2 separate regions of the Mus musculus genome follow, and region 1 is linked to region 2. The links are chromatin loops, found by intact Hi-C in ENCODE. Cell type or tissue: heart. All regions are shown on one strand. Each heading gives the region's core, and the rest is flanking DNA. Links, peaks and the distances in the headings are about the cores only.

Region 1 (10,688 bases), core at 1,001-9,000, 110 kb before region 2:
GACCAAGGTGTAAGGACAGCAAGAAAGAAAAAACAGCCAGAGCTCTGAAGGACAGAGCCAGGAGTCAAGACACTCCCTCATCAACTGGCCCTGGGTCTTGGCAGTGTGTGGTCTTTCTTTTCTTTCTTTTCAATATTATTATATGTAAGTATACTGTAGCTGTCTTCAGACTCCAGAAGAGGGCATGAGATCTCATTACAGATGGTTGTGAGCCACTATGTGGTTGCTGGGATTTGAACTCAGGACCTTCAGAAGAGCAGTCAGTGCTCTTTAACTGCTGAGCCATCTCCAGCCTGCAGTGTGTGGTCTTAATCCCTCTTTATCTACTTTCACCCACATGTAAAATGAAGAAATCCTCTGCAATGCCAAGTTTGCCCCATAGTTAAGTTTCCTCTACTTCCCAACATCTTTGCTGAAGGTAAGGTTTTGTGTGTGTGTGTGTGTGTGTGTGTGTGTGTCTATAGCCAAAATAGTGAACGTTGAGCCTATCAGCTCAGGTTCAATCTCACAATACCCAGAGCATCTCTTAGCCACCCAGAAACAGTCTTCTCCCTCTTGCCCCATGTGGTGGCTGGATGACCCTGGCCTCCTCTGATGACCCCTCATCCTCAAAGGCCGATTCTCAGCCCTTCCAGGTGATGCAGCTTTTCCTAAAGAAGGGGTTTGGACTTGGAACCCAAGCTCTGTGAGGAACATACACTATGCACGCGCGCGCGCGCGCACACACACACACACACACACACACACACACCCGCGCCTCATGGAGGACAGAGCCTTTGTTAACCTGGACCATTTCTTTTACAAGAGCTGCTGTTCCTCCATACCATGTTGATGGTATGAGTGTAACCAAGACCTGTCTTTACAGAACCCCATTAATTTTGAGGAATTCTGTCCTTTCCTCCAGTGACGATTCTGTCACAACTATGGCTTTGAGATCCCCATTCTAAGTGTTGGGTCATGGAGTTTTGAAGACCATCACTAGATAAGTATGGCAGGGAGCCCTCCTGAGTGTCTGTGTGTGAACCCTGTTGCGGAATGAGCCCACAGCTTTCAATGGATCCAAGTGACTCCCTCTCCCAGACGGTAAGATTCATGAGGAAGTTTTAAGACTTATTCCTTTCAGTGAAGGGGGGAGCTGAGCCACTGTCCCTCCAGGCTGCTGCAGTGCCTCCCTCAGCAGTGTGTCTGTCACAGGCCTGTCCTAGGTCTCCGTCCGGTCAAAGCCATTACTTTCAGACACTTTGCCTGATGCTCCCACATGCTGCCACCAGGGGGCAGCAGCGACTGGCTGGCGCTAGACTCGAGAATTCGGCCAGGCCAGCCTCCCAGCAGAGAAAGGGCACGTCCTGAAATGGTCGGTCTTTATTACACCCATCAGAAAACAAATATGCTGGTTAAGTTATTCATCATTATCTTCTTAGTAACAAAATAAAGCACTATCTATGTTTACAGTCATAAAAAGAAACAGTCTGGAGAGAAATAGGGTCAACAGCGGTGGGGAGGGAAGCACCTGGCCTTGTGGGGTTTGGGGTCTTTCCCTGCCCCAGGGCAGCTCCAGATCTTTGACTAGGTGCTAATGATTTCCTTGGGATACAACCAGGAAGCTAATTTAGGAGGAAAGGGGGGGGGGAGGGAAGAAGCCACCCTAAGCTCATGAAGAAGGGATGGAGACCAGCTGCCATGGGGTCCCCTCTGCAGGGCTGTCACTGAGAAAAAGATCCTCATGACTGCGGCACACACGTTGGGAATCAGGGCAGAGCCCCCTTGGAGGCCTGGGCTGGCTCTCACGGCCCTGGGAGCTAAAAATGGCTCCGTGGGAACTGACTGGCAGAGTCTGAAGGGAGGGAAGGGGTCATGGGGGTCAGGAACTGCCAGTCCCAGGGGCAGGCTGGGCCCTACAAACACCCAGAGGATACAGCGGGTGTGGTGGGACAGGGACAGACGGAGGAGGAAGAGGGAGAAGTGTACATGGGGAGAAAATACGCAGAACCTGAGACACCAGACTGACAAAGAGGTAGCAATGTGGGGACAAAGGAACACAGAAGCAGCCCCCAGAGAAGCATCAAGACACACATCACAGAGCTCACGGGCGTGCCTGGCTCACAGTGACACTCAGCAAATGCCTTCTGCCAAGAGTGGCGTGATGAACATGTGTGGGCCGCGCACAGACACACAGTAGCCAGAGGCACATGGACTTGGAAGACAAAAGACAGCACAGCCAGACTGCAGAGTTCAAAGTAACCCAGGTGGCAGAGGGGTGACCTGGGAGCTTGTAGGGCAGGTGTGTTGTCCCACAATGGCTGGTCTGGACCAAGAAGAAATGGAAACAAAGCATGTGACCTCAGGGGGGCAGGTGTGTCCCTGTCATCCCCTTGAGTGGGTGGGCAGACAGGAGGAAGTACATCCAGTGGTCCCTGGCCATTGTCCCCAAGGGCTAAAACCCTCAGCAAGCTTTGTCCACCACGGCCACATGACTCCCACCCAGCCAGGCCATTGGCTCCTCCGATGGGCCCAGAGGTGTGATGAAGAGGAGGACCCCCATCTTGGGAATGTATCTACAAGTGCAGTTTCACCCATCACCTGGCCACACCCAAGTCCAAGTACCAAGATAGTTCAGGAAGGCTGGCTGTGCCTGTCCGGATGGGAACAAGGTCTTTCCCCCAGCGGTGACGGGCCGGGCCCAGCGAGCTGGGGATCAGTCTGTGAGTACCACCAGCTCCTCATCACTCTTCTCGTCACCCTCTGAGTCCTCGTCCTCGCTGTACCGGTACATCTCTCCATCGGCCACCGAGTGCCTGTCATCTGTGCCCTCCCCTTCCTCCCGGAGACTGCAGGTATTGATGATGACAGGCATGTTGGGGTCCAGGCCCTGGGGGTCATAGTGCTCCACCAGTGGACGTGCCAGGGGCAAGCCCGCTGCCCGAGGGAACAGGATATCTGAGCTCACCTGTGCCTGGCCAGCCTGCGGGCTGAGAGGCAGAGAAAATTCGCAATTACAGATGTACCCATGTGCCCTCCCAGCCCTTCCAGCCCTCCCTGCAGGCTGGGTAACCGGCATACTCTGGCCCTTGCGTGTGCTTCCTGATGGCCAAATTCACTGCCAGCTATAGCTCGAAAGCTCAGAGTCGAGGGTATGTTGGACGGTGGCACGTGAATATTATTTTGTTTTAGTGTCATTGACCACAGAACTCTACCCTAGTGCCTGTCATGGTCAAATAAGGGGCCTTCCTACGGGATGAATACCTGTGGTGTTCTCAATTTGCCCTGCGTTTGTCAGGCTGCAGGTGCCCCAGTTTAGGTCTTATACCCAACTCCCAGTCACCAGTCTCGCACACAGTCATTATCCATCAGGGGTCACACACAGGCAGATGGCACACAACTCTGCTCCCAGATCCTTGCTGGCTGCTCTGCCTGCCTCACACAAAGACCAGACACACACACAACCCCAGTCTCTCACAGCAGCCACAAGCCGCCTCTGGCCACCAGGGAGGGCCTGCTCACGGGATGGTGTAGCTTTGGCGAGCACCCTGGCGCCGTGTCCTCATCAAGGCCTTGTACTCGCCCACTCGCAGCCGCCGGCCCTCCACGACACAGGTACGCTTAGGCCTTGGCTTGTACTTATAGTCAGGGTATTTCTCCAGGTGCTGCCGGCTCAGACGGGCCTGCTCCTCGTAGTACGGCTGTTTCTCCTGGTTGGTCATGGACTTCCAGCGAGAACCTGATCCAATACCAGGCAAAAACTAAGGGCCAGACTCTCGTGGTACCCCACCAGGTTCCAAGCCCTAGCTAGAAGTCCTGATTGGACCCTGGTCTTCAATTGGGATCAAAAATGATAAGGCATAAGCACTCATCAAGGGCCTGGCCAAGTGTGGATGCTCCCTGGATGCTGGGCCAGGAAGAGATGAGGCTGGCAATGACGGGGAGTCTGTACCATTCTCATGTCAAACAACTCGGCACCCCTGAGAGGTCTCCGCCCCAAAGGCATTCACGAAAGAGCAGCCACTCCAAGCCATCAAGTATCCGATGTGAATCTGGGGTGTAGCTCAGTGGTAGAGCATGGGCCAGGGTAGACATGGGAAAGCCGAAAACAACCCTGGTGTTCCAGACAAGAAACCCGCGCAGTTACTGGAGGGGACTCAGCCATGAAAACACCACCCTTATTCAGACTTGTCGGCCCTGCCCGCTCCTCAGCCTCTGACACAAAGTCTCTATACCAATGGTCCACAATGCTAGTCTCTATTTTCTGCCAAAGCACAGGCCATAAGAGGCACCGGGTGTTTGGAGGTGGTAAAGAATACACAAAATCCCAAGGGGAGGGACAACCAAAAGAGCCCTGCGCTGGTACAAGGTCCTAGGATCCAGCTGCCAAGAACATCTCAACTGCTACACCTGGTAAGATTCTACCAGGATTCAATAAGGCATGAAAACTCCAAACAGACCCAGTCCTACTGAGCTATGTCCCCTGGGCTCAACACCCTGAGCTGCAGAGGACCCACGCCCTGGCCCTTACCAAGGATCTTGCTGATGCTGGAGTTATGCATGTCTGGGAAGGCCTGGAGAATTTTCCTCCGTTCATCCTTGGCCCACACCATGAAGGCATTCATGGGTCTCTTGATGTGGCTGCTGTTCCGAGACTCGGAAAAATGACGGGAGCCTGGAGGATGGGTAGGTAAGAGTCAGGCAGGCAACAGCTTTGGGGCTGGCAGAGATATCCCTTGCATGGCCACCAGGAGGCACTGATGAGGCTCATAGAGAAGTCAGCTCAGGCCTAGCAAGGCAGGAAGTAGAGGATGAGGAGGGAAGCGAAGGCCAGCGGTAAGCAGAGGCCCACCACGGCCAGAGAACAGGCACAGCAAAGATCCAGAGAAGCAGGGCTCCACAGAGTTGTTACAAGATACCAGAAGACGACCCACGGATAGAGACACCAGGGAACAATGGAGACACATGCCAGGAAGGACCCAAGAAAGGAGGGAGGAAGGAATCAGGGACGGACACAGCCCTAGTGGAGTTAAGTGGCGCCCAGCGCCAGAGCTCTCACCATCCATGTCACAGCTCAGCATGGCTTCCTCCAGGGGATGCACACAGCTCTCCTCCAGCCGCTCCTTGGCCGGGGAGGAGTCCAGGCTGATGAGGTCCTGCAGGTGACAGAGACAATGTGGGCATGAGTACTTCCTCTGTCATCCTGTCTTCATCTTCCTGTCCTCTGGGCAGAGGAAGATTGGCCCATACCTTCCGGAATGGGGTATTGGGGGAGTTTTCCAAAGCCCCACTGTGGCTGTGCAGCAGCTGCCGGGCATCCTGGATGGCTTTGGTGACGGCGTCCCCTTCACCGAGGAAGCCTGTTTGGAGAGGGAACAAAGTGAAGGGCAGGGACCCGAGGGCTTTGTCCCAGGAGCAGCCCACATATTTATGCTTCCTGCCACGTCACACCTAAGGGTCTCCTTGTGGCAGTACACTCCCTGCCCATCCCCACACCTCCCTGAGGACTGCCTGCTGCAGGGTGCCAAGGGTCGGGAATGAGGCAACTCTCTCAGATGCGCAGCTCAGTGGCCTGACCCCATGCTGTCTAATCTGATCCTGGAGAACAAAGGCGCCATGGAAGGAGGCGTCCTCAGAGCAAGCCTCATCCCCGGCTTTAAGAAAGCAGAGGCTGGGGTGGAGCTCGGTGATGGGAGTACCTTAGAACTGTTTAAAAACCCCAAACTAGAACGGAGAAAGGGAAGGACCGTGCCCAAGGTGGCGTCTGGCTCAACTGTCTAAGGTGAGACGACTCACTGTCGTCTAAGGTGAGAGCAGATGAAAAGGCTTACCCAGAGGCAGGCTGGGGGGGCTGGATTGCAGGTCCCTTGTGGGAGCCCCATGGCTGGCGGGGCGAGGCCCACAACTGTTCATCTTCAGGCTGGGAGAGCTGGAGGTGTTGGGCAGCTCAGGTACCTTGGGCTTGGCTGTGAGGTTCAGTGGTTGTGGGGGCTCCTGCCGACCCAAAAAGACAGAGAATGAGAAACACCCAAGGAGGACCACCCCATCACAGGACAGACAGGACTCAAGGCGAGTGAGCCAAGAGCAAAGAGGGACATTGGCTCCGCAAGGGAGGGGCTCCCAGGCAGCAAAGGTAGGCAAAGGAGTACCTGCAGGGGGTGGTGGGCGGCCACCCCCGACCTCTTCACCACAGGGGCAGGCGGGCTGTGCAGCAGCTGCAGTGGGTATTCCACTGGGGAAAGAAAAGCGGCAAGGGACAAAGTCCCAGGTGAGCCCAGAATAGCAGGCACCAAGTGACAGGCCCCAGGACCACAGGGCAGAGTGTAGAGCTGGTCCAACCTTTCCTGTTGTTGTCAGGCTAAGGTAGTGCAGGGAACCATCTATCCCTCTTCCCATATGGCCCCTGCAGGCTGATGGCCTTGCCTGCCCTTTCCAACCCACTCTAAAGAGCTCCCCATGCACACACAAGGGACGGCACCCTCGGGTCTTGTCCCTGCTGTGTGTAGGGGGCAAAGCTACTGCGTGTGCTTCCCCTCTAAGATAAAATGTATGGTACGTAAGGGTTACTCAAAGCAACAGCCTCATCTTACAGGTGTATTAGTCAGGGCTCTCTATACAACCTAACAGGTAAGGAAACAGACCTTGTAAATTCAGCGGGCTGTCCACAAACAAATTAAATGGCGGCGGCGGCAGGATTTGAACCCAGGTCTAGACTCCATAACCCATCCCTTGGCCTAGACAGTTCTCTCCCTCCTATCTACTTTACCTCACTGGGCTTAGAATCAAGAAGGAAAGCAGCAGAGATAAGACTGTGTATCAATCACTAGCAGCACAGCAGGTAGTGATAAGGGCTCAGAGGAGGACACTCAGTTTCAGCCAGGGTGGAGTTGGGGTAGTAAGATGGAGGATATTTGAGGATGATGAACTCAGGCTAGCAAGCCTGGTTGGCTCTGTGGCTGGGAGCCTGTACTGTCTCGGTCACGTGGAACAGGGAGGGTAGATTACGAGTTGTTTTCACTGCTACTTATCCTGTGTGGCATTTACAGGCAGCATGTCCGCCCTGTCCCAACTCTGTCTGTGGGCACTGTCACCAGAACTCACTGCGATCCTTCCATCTGTCACCTTCATTCCCATCCCCCGCCGCCAGAGAGAACACACTCCCTGCTCAAGTGTTCCAAGGCACTCCCTTCCAATCCTCCACAGCCTCCTCCCGGATCCCTGTCGCTCTCACACCGCTCACACGCAAGCCCTTCCCGCTGAGCCTCGCACCTCAGTTCCAGTTTCTCCCTCACGGATCCTATCACCCTTCTCCAGGACCCAACCATCAAGCGCCACCTCCTCAGAGAGCCTTCTGAGTCTCCTGAGAGCTTGGCGGCACACTCTTCCTTTTCATTCTCCTGACTAAGTTCAGAAAGGACTTGTTCTTCCACTGGGCAGATCCCAAACTGTGGCCCCGGACTCCTTCCCTCAAGTCAAGGAAGCTGCCTCTGTGGCCTCCCGCCCGCCCCACTCACCTGGCTTGCAGGGAATGGGCTGAATAGGTAAAGCCAGCTGGGAGTCAGGAGTGACAGGCAAAGGCTGGTGGCTTGGGGGGAAGGCTGGGATCATGACGTAAGGCATGTTAACCTGCTGAAGGCAAAGAAACCCACTGTAAGTCCCTGGGCACCAAAGAGCTGTCCAGCTGGGGGGTCAGCCCAGGACCTGGGGGGGGGGGTGAGTACACACAGGGTACAGAGTGGGAACAGTTTTCCAATGGTTCTGTCTACCATATCACATCTGTGAACCCATCTCCTTGTCCTTACATCTCAATGGGGACCAGGGGAAGACATCCTGGGTCACCCTCTAAAAACAGGACAATAGAATCGGAGGGAACTGGAGCAAAAGTATGGTCTCTTCATCAGGCTCAGTGCATGGAGGAGGGATTGCTCCACACCCCTTTCCCGATGGTTCCCCGGGCCAGTGCCACCCTTGGCCTGCGCCCCTCCCATCAGCACCTGGATCTGCTGCTGCAGGAGGTTGATCTTGTGCTGCTGTTGAATCAGCTGCTGCTGCTGCTTGGCGATCTGGGGAGGCATGGAGTTGACAAGGGGATCACGGACGGCCCAGGCCCTCCTCGGGCGCCTGTCCCAGCTTACCCCTGACTTCCCCCAGGAGGCCAAGTAGAGAGCAAGGGGACAGAGCAGAGAGCCAGGGGACAGAGCAGAGAGCCAGGGGACAGAGCTGAGCTCCAGGGGACATAGGCGAGTGCCAGGAGACAGAGCAGAGCACCAGGGGACAGAGCCTAGTGCCAGGGGGCACAGCCGAGTGGGCGCCAGTTCTCAGAGCCTGGTTTTCTCTTCAGCAGTCACCCTTCCCCATGGAGGACTCTGAAGCCCCAACCCAGGCACACCTGCTCCTGCTGCTGCCTGGCCAGTTCCATCTGTTGCTGCTGCTTCTCAAACAGCATGGCGGCCATGTTCTTCTGCTCAGAGTGGGCCGTAAGGAGCTGGTCCCGAAGGGCAGAGAGCTGATGGATCATGACCAAAAGCTGGAGTTCCTTCTCAGCCAGGCTCTCTTGGGTCCCTGTTCCACAGAGAAATGCTGCTGTGGGAGTTCTTGTTAGTTCACCTGTCTATCTGCCCACCCACCCATCTGACAAGTGCTCTGTCTCAGGGTCCTGCCAGCCCAGTCTTCAACCTCTCTGTGCTTTAGGGGATTTTTTAAAAAAAGATTTATTTTATTTATATGAGTACACTGTAGTTGTTTCCAGACACACCAGAAAAGGGCATCGGATATCTTTACAGATGGTTGTGAGCCACTATTGTGGCTGCTGGGAATTGAACTCAGGACCTTTGGAAGAGCAGTCAGTGCTCTTAACTGCTGAGCCATCTCTCCAGCCCTGGGATTTTTCTTTTTTAATCTACTGGTTGGCACAATGACAGTCACTTGACAGGGTTAGTATGAGGATGAATGTGCTAATGTGTGATATTTGTTTGGCTTGGGGACAGCAATGTGTGCTCATGTCCCCACCTTCCATTTCAACCTGGCTGTCTGATATGGCAGTTTGGTCCTAACAGCTGAACTGGGGACCATTTATACCCAGGATGCCTCTGGAAGATGCAGCTCAGGCCCTCATCCCTGGGACTCCCAGTCAGTGAATGGGGGAGGGGGGAGAGAGGGGAGGGGAGCAGAAGCATTGATGTAAAGCTCCCACTGTGGGTGTGGTCGAGAACACTGACAAAATGATCACTGAGGTAAGCAGCAGCTCTCCCTACCATCCCGAAAGCCCAGCCTCAACTCCAACAGTAACAGTGAGTACAAACTGTCAGCTCCCTTACAAGGTAGGCTGAGAGCTGGAAGGTGACTGCTGAGCCTCTAGCCCCAAGGGTCCTGAAGGAAAGCTGGGATGGATCCCAGGAATGGATCCATCTAGGCCTCCCCATCTGGGAATGGACCAGACTACTGCTCAGAGTCTTCTAGGCGAGGACCCTTCATAGTGAGGACCCTCAGGTGGGACCAGGTGGGATCAAAGACACAGGACAGGTGCATGAGGTACGGCTCAGTTTACCTAGCGTTCGAGACCAGACCAGAAGGGAAAGGCTCTAAGATGCCCTCCCTGCCCTCTGTACGCAGGCCTGTACGCACCTTTGACATCCTTAGCTTCCACATTGCTTCTTCCCAGAAACCTCTCCTTCCAGTCACTGGACAGCAGCTTCTCAATGGCTGGCACAACTGGAAGGGCAGGGAAGGGCAGGGTGAGGGCCAGCAGAGACTAGTCTAGACCTCACCTCTGACCCGACAGGTATCCTGCCTACCCTCCTGTAAGTTGCGGTTGAAGTCCAGGCGCTCCTGGCTTCCCGAAGCAGCCTCGGAAGCTGCTGGTCTCTTGGGTTCTGGGGACCCACTGCTCTCTGGTGAGGCACAGTCCTGTAAGAGACACAGAATTATCACTGCCACTCCCAAGATAGAAAGCACGTGGTACAGAGGGCTAAGCAGCACAAAGGTGTCCTTTCTGAGGAACCCTAAAGCATTCCCAACCCCTGCTCATAGGACCTGATAAATGACACAGTGACATGAACAGGGACTTGGGGACAGCAAGAGACCTGCGTTTCACTCCAGGCTGGGCTGGATCTCACACAAGCCCCTGACAACTCTGAAAGTCAGGCCTGTCTCTAAAATCTTGGTACTAAAGTATCTGAAAGAGGCCAGTACTTCAGGAGGGGCCGATCATGGGACTGGATTACCATGGAAACACACTGCTAGGTTTGTCTATGAGGGTGGTTTAACTGATAAGGGGAGATTCATTCTGAATGTGGGACCCTGGACTGTTTTACCTGCCCCCTACCAGACTACAGACGCACCGTGGCCAGAGGCCTCAAGTTCCTGGCCATCATGTCTTCTCCACGATATTTACCCTCGAACTGTAGTAAATCCTTCTGTAGGTTGTTCAGACATCTGTCCCAGCACTAGAGAAGGAGCTAACACAGAGCTCACCCTCAGCTAGTCGTTACTATGAACCCACATGCTGCTCCAGCAGGCTGCTTACTTGCTTAAAGGTACCCACTGTGGCTTCCCTAAGTGGTCCCTGGAGCTGGAACAAAGCCCTAGAGAACCAGAGTTTAGTTCCCAGCACCCACACCCAGCTCCAGAAGATCCAACACCCTCTTCTGGTCACTGAGGGCAACTGCACTCAACGTGCACATACTCCTAGACAGATACATACCAAAAAA
Region 2 (10,688 bases), core at 1,832-9,831:
AAGAGGAAAATAACCACACAAGAATGTGTATTAATAAGTAGACGCTAACATCAACAAAGGCTTTCCTTTGTATATAATTAATGTGGAGACTTTTTTGTTTTGTTTTGTTTTACGGTTTTGTGAGTGCTGTTTGGTGGCGTTGGGGACCAAATCCGGGGTTTCATGAAACCCAGGCAAACACTCTACCAACAGAGCTATATCCCTACCACTGCCTCCCTATCTGACTTTTAAACTTATTTGTACAACTTTGTGTGTATGGGGGTTTCGCCTGCATCTGTCTGTGCACCACATGCATGCAGTGACCTCAGAGGGCAGAAAGGGGCATTGGAGCCCCTGGAACTGAAGTTACAGATGGTCGTGGGCCCCCATGTAAGTACTAGGACTCAAACTCTCTGCTTTTTGGGAATTGCAGTCAGTGCTTTTAACCACTGAGCCATCTCTCTGGCCCTTTGAGGAGTTCTGAAGCAGAGCCTTCGTGGCTGGTTCCTATCCCTGCCTGGAACTCGGTTTGACTTTGGGGTGCACAGCAGTACCCCCAAATAGGTCATTTTGCTCTTGTCTTGTTTGTGCCAAGGATATCAGAGGTCAGAAGAGGCCTCCTTTGTCCTCTTGTCATAATGGGGCCCCATGTGTCATCAGTGGTGACACACCACAGAGCCCTGCAATCCTGTGCAGCACAGCTCTCCATCACTACAGATTATATTAGTGTCCTGGGGCCACAAAACCAAGCATAGTGACTCAGAAACTTATAAACTGAAGTTTATTTTCTCCCACTTCTAAAAGTCCCAGACCAAGGTTTCTGGTCAAGGCACTCATCTTGGCTTCTAATCAGCCCTTCTCTGTGTCCTCAAAAGGCAGGACAGAAAGACTGAACTCCTTGGTCCTCTCCTGACCAGGATCTCAATCCTGCAGAGCCCATACTCGTAGCCTCATTTAATCTTAAGTACTTCCTTGTTCCAAACACAGTCACACTGGGGGTTATGACCCAGGAACGGGAGGGAGTATGACTCAGTCCACAGCACCTTGTTCCGTTCACATCCTTGTTGCACACCAAGTACATTTATTTCATCCAACAGCCCTCAAAGTGAGGGCCCCTTTTAAGCTCAGCCCTGGAGTCCAAAGGCTCATGTCAGCTAGGGACGGTGAGAAAGAAGTGTAAGCTTGTAACTGTCGCTGCGAATCTGCTCCCAAGGAGGAGCCCTGGCTCAGCTGGCCTCCTGAATTTTGGAGCCTGTCATGGGGCAGAACGTCCTTATCTCAGAATGGCCAATAAGGGGAGAGTAGGAGACAGAGAGAAAGAGACAGGGTATGTGGGTATCAAGTGAGCAGTATCCTATAATTCTTTTCAATTGCACCCCACAACCACCACCAATGATCTAACACTTTTCAGCTATGCCTGACCTCATCAAGATGATGCTGCCTCCTACAAGCACCATGGGCTAGGGGCCAGAGCCCTTGGTGGTGGTGGAGAGCTGGGGAGAATGAGGTGGAGGAAGTGGGTAGGTTGGAATTAACAAAGCCAGAGACAAAATCATTCTCCATCTATGAATATGTGAAGTCCGAGATGTATAGGAGTCATTTGCATTCCCCAAAAGAAAAAAGTAAAATGAAGCAAAGACCCCAGCCATCCCAGGTGCATTCTGCTGGATGGTATGGTTCATGGGCAATTCTCTTTGGCTTGATGCTGCCTTTCAGACTGGACAGCGGTCTCCTCCACAGCTCAGCCAGGTAGGTCTACACTCCAGAAACACGACTGGGTAGCATCTCACTGCTAAGGGACCATTTAAAGCTTTAGACCAAGTCTATCTTGAAACTAGAGCAGTAGCTTCACCCTGGACATCAAGAAGGTAGCTCTGATGCCCTCTTTAATCTTTTACTTATTATTATTATTTATTTCTATGAATTTAAGTTTGTACCACATCCGTGTAGTGCCTGTGGAGGCCAGCAGAGTTGGATCCCCTAGGACTGGCATTTCTAACAGTTGGGAGCTTGCCATGTGGTGCTGGCAATCTAACCTGGGTCCTGTAGAAGAACAGTGCCTGTTTTTTTTTTTTTTTTTTTTTTTTTTTTTTTTTGGATTTTTGAGACAGGGTTTCTCTGTGTAGCCCTGGCTGTCCTGCAACTCACTCTGTAGACCAGGCTGGCCTCGAACTCAGAAATCCACCTGCCTCTGCACAGTGCCTGTTCTTAATAGCTGAACTGTGTTTCCAGCCTAGCCCTCTCCTCCTCCTCTTCCTCCTCCTCCTCTTCTTCTCCTCCTCCTCCTCCTCCTCCTCCTCCTCCTCCTCCTCCTCCTCCTCCTCCTCCAACTCCTCCTTCTCCTTCTTCTTTTTTCCCCCTTAAGACTAGACTTGTAGCTCAGGCTAGCCTTGAACTCACCACATAGTTGAGGTTAACCTCAGACTTCTTGTCTTTCTGTCTCCATCTCCTGAGCGTATGCCATCATGCCACCATGGCTTGTTTATGCAAGCCTAAGGGTAAAATCCAGGGCATCATGTACCCAGGGCCACATGAAGGCAAGCTCTCTTATCACCACACTAAATAGCCCAACCTGGTCTTGAACTCATGATCTTCCTGCCTCTGCTCCTAAACTGGAATTATAAACATGTGTTACTGTTCTTAAGTTTTTTGAATCGTCCCTTGTCTGAAGCACACCTTTAATCCCAACACTTGGGAGACAGAGACGGGCAGATCTTTATGACTTTGAGGCTAGCTTGGTCTACACAGTGAATTCCAGGATAACCAAGACTACAGAGTGAAACCCTATTTCAAAAACAAAAACAAAACAAAACAAAACAAAACAAAACAAAAATAACAACAAGAAAACACACTTGGCAAGCTTGCTAACACATGCCTTTAATTCCCTTACTCAGGAAGCAGAAACAGGAGGATCTCTGTGAGTTGGAGGCCAGCTTGGTCTATAAAATGAGTTCAGACATCCTGGGCTCTTGTTACACAGAAAAACCCTGTCTTGAAAAACCAAAAGGGGGCTAGAGAGATGGCTCAGAGATTAAGAGCACTGACTGTTCTTCCAGAGGTCCTGAGTTCAATTCCCAGCAACCATATGGTGGCTCACAACCATCTGTAATAGGATCTGATGCCTTCTTCTGTGTCTGAAGACAGCTACAGTATACTCATATAAATAAAATAAATGAATTTTTATAGAGAAGAAGAAGAAGGAGGAGGAGGAGGAGGAAGAGGAAGAGGAGGAGAAGGAGAAGAAGAAGAAGAAGAAGAGGAAAAAAGAAAATGTCTTTTTGTTAAAAAGAAAAGAAAAAAACAAAAGAAAATACACATTGAAGTATTCATTCATGAAGTAGCACCCTATTTCTTTGCACCAAAAACTGTAGCCAGTGGGGTGTGGGTGTGTACATAAGAGAGAGGAATGGGTTCAGTATCCGGAACCAAGGGGGAGGGACGGGTGCCTAAAATCTCTGTCAGCAAGCTATAGACCTAGAAAAGCAATGGTGTGGCTCTAGTTTTAGTCTCAAGGCCAGAGTAGCAGAAGAGACAAATCTGTGAAGTCAGGTCCAATGGTCAAAAGTTTGAGGACTGAGAACCAGTGAGTTAAAGTGCAAAGGCAGGTGATGCAGCCAGTATGGTGTGCTGGTGGGAGTTGGTGGGAGGACCCTAGTAGGAGGACCCTCCTTCTCAGTCCTTTGTTCTCTTCAAGTTTTTAGTCAGTGAGGTCCACTCCTGCAGTCACCGTCATTCAATCATGGTTTTTATTTCTGTTATTTGGTCTCTGTGTCCTTGGCAGGTACTTCATTGCCGACCACTCCCCCCAACCTTCCCTCAGCCTTCTAAGTGATGTGTTAATCTCTTCTAATAACACATCCAGAATAGTGTTTGACCAAGTGTTTAGGCACTTCCTGTCCCAGTCAAGTTGACAACACATTAAAAATCAACCATCAGCCGGGCATGGTTGCGCACATCTTTAATCCCAGCACTTGGGGGACAGAGGCGGGCGAATTTCTGAGCTCGAGTTCGAGGCCAGCCTGATCTACAGAGTGAGTGCCAGGACAGCCAGGGCTACACAGAGAAACCCTGTCTCAAAAAAACCAAACCAAACCAAACCAAAAACAAAACAAAACAAAACAAAAACAATCATCAGAGGCTCATACAAGGAGGTAAGTCCTAACAGGGTTTATCCTTCCACAGCACGCTTTGAGTGTAAAGATGCTCTGTGTGTGTGTGTGTGTGTGTGTGTGTGTGTGTGTGTGTGTGTGTCTGTATGTGTTAGTCAGATGACAAATAGAAGCGAATTGCTAGATTGCCACCCAGTACACAGGAATTATGTCACAGGAGAATCTTGCTAACATGTAAATCCCTTCCAGGAGTGGTGGCATAAACCTATATAGGCAGCATTCAGGGGACTGAGGCAGAGTAATGACAAGTTCGAGTCCAGCTGGGCTTCTTGGTGAGCTCTTGTCTTAGGGGTTGGTTTGGGAGCAGATGCAGGTAAGGCATTTCTGAGGAGCCTGTGGGTACCTTTTTCTCACAGGGAGAGGCTGGAGCTGAGAGCACAGACTCAGCATTCGAGCTACCAGCTAAGCTGAAGTTCTGGTTTCCTACCTACTGCAGTCCTGCCCCTCCTCCGTGAGTGCTCACTGTTTTAACACAAAGCCAGGTGCTGGCCAGCAGAGGCACAGGTGTCGTCTGCCTCCCAGGCACTAACACATTGACAAAGCTGGACCTTCTGATGGCAGAGCTTCATGACAGCCTTTGGTTTCTTAGGTTTTTATCAGTCCCTTCCCTTTTGTCTTTTCTTTCTTTCCCTGGTTGTCCGAGAACGCAGTGTGTATGCCAGACTGCCTTGAACTCACAGAGATCCACTTGCCTCTGCCTCCCAAGTGCTGGGATTAAAGGTGTGGCCCACTACACCCTGTTATCAGCGCCTTTCTCCATAGTTTGGTTGCAAGTTGTCGTAGGAAGCTAGAGACCTCAAAGGGGTTGAGCCACATAGAAAATGACCTGAATATGACAATATCCATAGCAGTTAGGTAACGTGAGGCTGCATTAAAGCCCACAGTGAAGCCATACATAATGAATCCCAAGAGACTTGTGTCACTCTCTTCATTGGCAGAGTAGCCATGAGAAAGGAGCGCCTGGGTCAGAATTCCAGGTCAGAGTTTCTGACCACAGAGAGGCTAACACAGTGGGATGTGACTTGGGCAGTCTTGAGCAAAGTCTGGCTGGTCTAGGAGGGGCCAGTATCCTACAACCATGCTTTCCTAAGACTAGAGTTGACTTTGCTGACCCCTTAGGTTTGCTATGGTGTAGCTGGGAAGAGAGGTTGGGAGCTCACAAGGCTAAGGGACAGAAGGGAAGGAAGCTGTGGGTGGGGATCACCGACAGGAGGAGGCAGCAGAGTGGCAGGGTGGGACCCCTTTCTGCTGAAGAGCCAGCAACAGTGAGGCCAAGAATGCCAAGTGGGTCTCTTTAAGGGTTCACTACTTTAGGTAATTGGGTTTCCCAAGTTCTACTTGCCCAGCCCTAATCTCCCACTCTCCATTGTCTTCCACTCTCCGTGGCCCTGGGCAGTCGGAGGGCAGGCGGAAGTGCTGCAAGAGACCCTCTTGGCTTGCTGCCTGGGTCTTCTCCAGCACACACACACACACACACACACACACAAAGCACACAGCCCCGATGGGGCCAGTGCCTTGGGCTTGCAGTGCCTTGGAGCTGGTAGGGCTGGAACTGGGGGAGGAGGAGGGAAGGAAGGAGAGAATCAAACAGAAACCTTCTCATCTTTCTATCAGCAGCCATGCAAGGAATATTGTTCAGCATGGCACAAAAGCGGCACTGAAAATAGCTGCAGCCAGAGCGGGGCTGCCAACCACTGCCTGAGATAACGTCTACTTGGAGACACTGGTGTCTTTGTGGGGCTGTCAGTGTCCCTATTGTTCCCAGAGCCTATTGCCTGGGGAATATTGTTCCCAGCTTTTGTCTCCCTGGTTCACTTTTGTTTGCCTTTACTTACCGTTTCATTCCGCGCCCCTTTGTGCCTCCCATTCCCTCCTTTGTCTGCCCTCTCTAAGCTGCCTGGGGCTGTGGATTGGTGCCCAGGGAGACAATAGGCCCGGCCCCCTCCCAGCCTGCAACCCCACCCCAGCCCAGCTCCTTTCTGCCTCTGTCTCTCCCTAGGGCACCCGAGATGTTCCAAAGGCGAGGCCTCCAGGGAGGGTGGGGTCCAGGCAGCCCACCCCCTACTGGGAACAGAAAGAACCACTCATGGGATATTCGGTTCCAGGGAAAGTCTGAAATGCCTGGCGGGGGCCCTCTCCCAGGATCGCCTATTTTCTTTTTCAAACAAAATAGGTTTTCAGAGCAGCGAAAGGAATAGAGCTCCCCCGCGCTCTTCCTCAGCCCGCTTTCAAGCGCCCCTTTCTGGCGACCAGGGCGCTCGTTTTTCTTGTGCCAGTCGCCCTGATCAAAGCCACTTGTGTTTATTTGCACATTGGAATCCTCCGGCCTCCTGTGACCCGACCCCGCAAGGCGAGCCGTAGGGAAGGGGCCGGGTCCCCCCAGGGTCAGAGGAGCTGGACTGGACGTTGAGTTGGGGGTGGGCAAGAGCAGAATAGCCCCTGGGACGAAGGGGATTTAGTAGGCAGCGGGGGCCACTTTAAGCCTGCGGGAGGCACGGCAGGTGTCCAGCTACAGCCCTGAGACTCAGAGGTTCAGCTAGAAGAAGAAAGGCTGCAGGCTGTGCCCCTAAGTGTGGGACCCTGCGCTCTGGCCAATGCTTTAACAGGAGACCAGCCAGGACTAGAGCCAGCCCCGCAGCCGGAGGCGACTCCGCCCTTTCATTGTTCCTGTCCCAAGGACAATGGGCAAAGCCTCTGGAGAGTCTTTGTTTCAGGAGATGGAAATTGGGTAGGGGATTTCCGGAAAGTCTGACTGGAAGCTAAGCTTGGCTGCTCAGAGCTCGGGGAGGAAGGGGAACAGGAAGGGGAGGGTGCAGTCTGGGGTTAGGGGAAGCTACTAGGAGAGGCCCAGAGGACAGCCAGGTCCTCTCAAATCCCAGACTGCTTTTGATTCCTGCTTTGTCCTGTGCCTACCTCACTTCGCCAGCCATGACTGGCAGGATTCTTAGACTCCAGCAAAAAAGAAGCCCGAAGTACCCGTGCCTACTTTGAAGGCAGGGGTGGAGTGGAATCTGGGTTGTAACCTTGGTGGCCAGTAAGAGTCCCAGTCGAACCAGGGAGGGCATGGTGGCTGGACTCTCCCTTGGCACTTCCAGGAGAGCCGTATACAAAAGTTTATACAGGAAACCCTAAAGCAGGGGGACATGGGAAGGATACAGGGACACATCAGAGGTCTTAAGTCCATTTCTGGGCCCTTCATCAGCTTCCCCACCCCACAACTCAAAATGGTGTGTGTCTTCAGACATGTGGGTGTGACACCCCCTGCCCAATCTGGCCTGTGTGTGAAACTACTGGGCATATACCCTTTGTCCCCTGCCCACACATCAGTGAAACCGGAGTTCCTCAGGGACAGACCCATTGTCCATAGGGCTCACTACAGGTGACCAGTGCTAGGACTCCATAGTCCAGGAAATGAAGAGTTGAGTTAACTGACAATCACTCCTGCCAAGTCTTCAATGGCATTTCAAGTTTGACATAGTCAATGATTTTGATGTTTAGTGTTTTATCCATTTTACAGCTACTGATTTGATCTCTGGAAATAGCCACTGGCCAAGAAAATCAAAGCATCTAACTAGAACAAAGTTGAGAAGTGGGAAGTGAGCTGGTAGTGGAGGCCACAGCGGGTCGGAAGCTCTGTTGTAAGGCAACATCTGGGGTGGGGAGCATGGCTCAGAGGTGGAAAGTAGTCCAGTGTGCACAAAGCTCTGGGCTCGGTCCCCAGCAGCGAATAAACCCTGGAAGCACACATCTATCATCCCAACACTTGGGAGGTAGAAGGAGGAGCATTAGGAGTTAAAGGTCATTTTTGGCTCCATCTCAAAGCCAACCTGGATTACATGAAACCTTGTCTCAAAGGTGGTGGGGAAGGCAGTATACTACTGGGCACGGTGATGGACTCTCTCTCTCTCTCTTTCACACACACACACACACACACACACACACACACACACACACACACACACACACACGAGAAGCCTAGGCAAGAAGATCATTGAATTCAAGACTAGCCTTGACCCTTGACTACATGCAGAGTGTGAGGTCAGCCTGTGCTATCTAGTGAGACCTTGTCTCAGTAACCACCAAAACCCAAATCCAGGGAACCTAGAAAGCAAAGGCAATGCTCAAGAGAACAAAGGTTTTTCTTACAGCTACAGAGGGCAAGTCCGATGTAAGTGGGAGAGGAAGAGTATCTTTTCCATGTGGAGAATGTGGATGGGTTTATGATTATTTGGAGCCTGAGCAGTCATTATGTGAGCAGAGGAACATGGAGTTGCAAAGTGTTGTATTAAGGAGGACCAAACAAAAATAAATGTATGAGTTCCATCATCTAAGGTCAAGTCATCGATCTCTAAAGTTGTTCTTTCTTTCTTTCTTTCTTTCTTTCTTTCTTTCTTTCTTTCTTTCTTTCTTTTTCTTCCTTCCTTCCTTCCTTCCTTCCTTCCTTCCTTCCTTCCTTTCATTCTTTCATTCTTTCTGTTTGTTTGAGACAGGGTTTCTCTGTGTATCCCTCCCTAGGTGTCCTGGAACTCATTCTGCAGACCAGGCTGACCTTAAACTCACAGATCCATTTGCCTCTGACTCCCAAGTGCTGGTATTAATCGTGTGGACCACCATGACCAGCAAATTATTTTTTCTTATGTGAAGTGGAAAAAAATGTATTAGATTAAACCTTTTAATTTGGTGTTTTCTTACGAATCCAACAATGCATTGCTACAATGGTGTATATTTATTGATAGGGGAACACATTTCTTTCTGTTTACTAAATTAGTAGGAAAAAGAAAAGGCTGTCCCATAATTTTCTAGAGCGAGTGGATATTCCTGTGAGTTGTGAAAGTGAGGTCATAGCTGAGCTTGGAGACAGAGACCCAAGAGAATGCACCAGCTGTGTGCCAAGGCATCATCTGAGGTGGCTGGAGAGTGCAGAAGAGGCCCAATCTTGGGTTTTATAAAACGATCAGGAGAGAAGGAATATGTTTGGTGAGTGTGTGGTAAGGTGTGGGGGAAGGGGGTGCCTCTTTGGGCCCTTGCTGAGGACATCCCTTCTCCATGAGGAACCAGCCACAGGATGGCATGGCATCGTATAGAATAGAGTTTATTCAGGGCATGGGGAGGGGAGTTGAGGGGGTAGAGACAGAGAAAGGAAAAGAGAGAGAGAGAAAGAGAGAATGGAGTTTGGCCATGAGTACATGGAGAGAGGGGGAAAGGGAGTGGGGAGAGAGGAAAAGCAGGAATGGGGAGGGAGGCAGAGCAGGAGCAAGAAGGCAAGAGAGAGAGGAGGGGGCAAGCAGCCCCTTTTATAGTGAGTCAGGCACACCTGGCTGTTGCCAGATGACTGTGGGGCAGAGCCTAGACAAAGTGCTAACAACTAGTATTCATTCTTTTCTCAGCTGCTTGGCAAAAGTACCCAGACATAAGCATATTGTAGAAAGGTTTATTCTGGCTCACAGTCTGAGGGCCATCATAGCAAGGAAGGGATGTTGGCAAGAGTTTGAGGAGGCTGGTCACATTGCATTGCACAGTCAGGAAGCAGAGACAGCAAAGCTGGAGGTCAGCTCCATCTCTGGCACCACGTCTGCCTGACTGTGACCATGCTTCCCACCATGATGGTAATGGATTGAACCTCGGAACTGTAAGCCATCCCCAGTGAAATGTTTTCCTTTATAAGAGTTGCTGTGGTCATGGTGTCTCTTCAAAGCAATAGAACACTGACTAAGGCAGATGATGTGCAGCTAACAGCCTGAGGCTCAAAGAGGGGTGAGGAGTAAGGAGACAGGACAACCAACAAACAAAGCCCTGGGAGCTTATCAATATCACAGAGAGTTAGGCCAGAGAGCCCTGGAGACTCTACTAGGACCCAACAGGCATCGGACTCTTGCAACATGATATAAAAAAATGGGTGATTCGCAACAGTACGGGTCATTCAAAATGGTCAACCTTCTTCACATCACGAAAGCTGAGATGCTGGCATAGCTGTCAAGCACAGAAAGGGAAAGGAACAACAGATTTGAAAATTCATAGCCACACTTGAAAACAAGAAAGGGAAGCCTTGAAATTATCAAAGAAGGAAGGCAGATTATTTGCCCAGATGATATAGTCACATTAAAATCAAACCTCATGCCGGGCAGTGGTGGTGCACACCTTTAATCCCAGCACTTAGGAGGCAGAGGCAGGCAGATTTCTGAGTTCAAGGCTAGCCTGGTCTACAAAGTGAGTTTCAGGACAGCCAGGGCTATACAGAGAAACCCTGTCTTGAAAAGAAAGAAAAAACAAAACAAAACAAAAAACCTCACATGGAATGTCAGGTACTCAAACCAATGGAATACAATACTAAAGTGCAGGAAAAAAAATTAATGGACGATTCTGTGCCTGAGTAAGAATCCAAAAATGATACCCGAAGACAGATAAGGATCCAGGAATATTACTATCCCCCGACTCCCATTGGAAGGGTTTGAACATTGGAAGGGGGAACTCCAAAGGAGAGAATGTGGGCTACAGAATGGGACAGAGGGTCCTGTCGGGGTGTGCTGTTATGAAGATAGT

What was found. A loop is a pair of places that touch in the nucleus more often than their neighbours do. Peaks named below come from ENCODE experiments on the same cell type or tissue, not always from the same donor. Only the 100,000 strongest peaks of a DNase experiment are listed, where the experiment ranks them.
Region 1: it touches region 2 in a loop (3-fold over the local background); 11 of 42 quality-filtered maps call a loop at or near these places.

Annotation. Positions count from the first base shown.
Region 1 is chr1:133,380,956-133,391,643 of GRCm38, forward strand. It overlaps Sox13 (SRY (sex determining region Y)-box 13), which reads right to left. Exons shown (of 14, transcript NM_011439.2): 3 at 9,774-9,885; 4 at 9,604-9,690; 5 at 8,369-8,541; 6 at 7,974-8,042; 7 at 7,494-7,608; 8 at 6,129-6,211; 9 at 5,811-5,973; 10 at 5,230-5,339; 11 at 5,039-5,135; 12 at 4,511-4,654; 13 at 3,502-3,718; 14 at 1,345-2,969. The coding sequence ends at 2,696. Among named protein-coding and RNA genes, the nearest start is that of Etnk2, 23 kb to the left of the region's middle. In heart, for the core only: CTCF peaks have their summits at 1,273 (motif pointing right) and 4,721 (motif pointing right); DNase peaks (open chromatin) are centred at 1,176, 1,726, 2,556, 4,726 and 1 weaker place; H3K4me3 peaks cover 813 bases; H3K27ac peaks cover 2,337 bases; H3K27me3 peaks cover 905 bases.
Region 2 is chr1:133,486,715-133,497,402 of GRCm38, forward strand. No RefSeq gene overlaps it. Among named protein-coding and RNA genes, the nearest start is that of Sox13, 68 kb to the left of the region's middle. RefSeq lists an enhancer at 5,155-7,347. In heart, for the core only: CTCF peaks have their summits at 5,367 and 6,359; DNase peaks (open chromatin) are centred at 5,327, 5,637, 6,157 and 6,847; H3K4me3 peaks cover 1,732 bases; H3K27ac peaks cover 2,761 bases.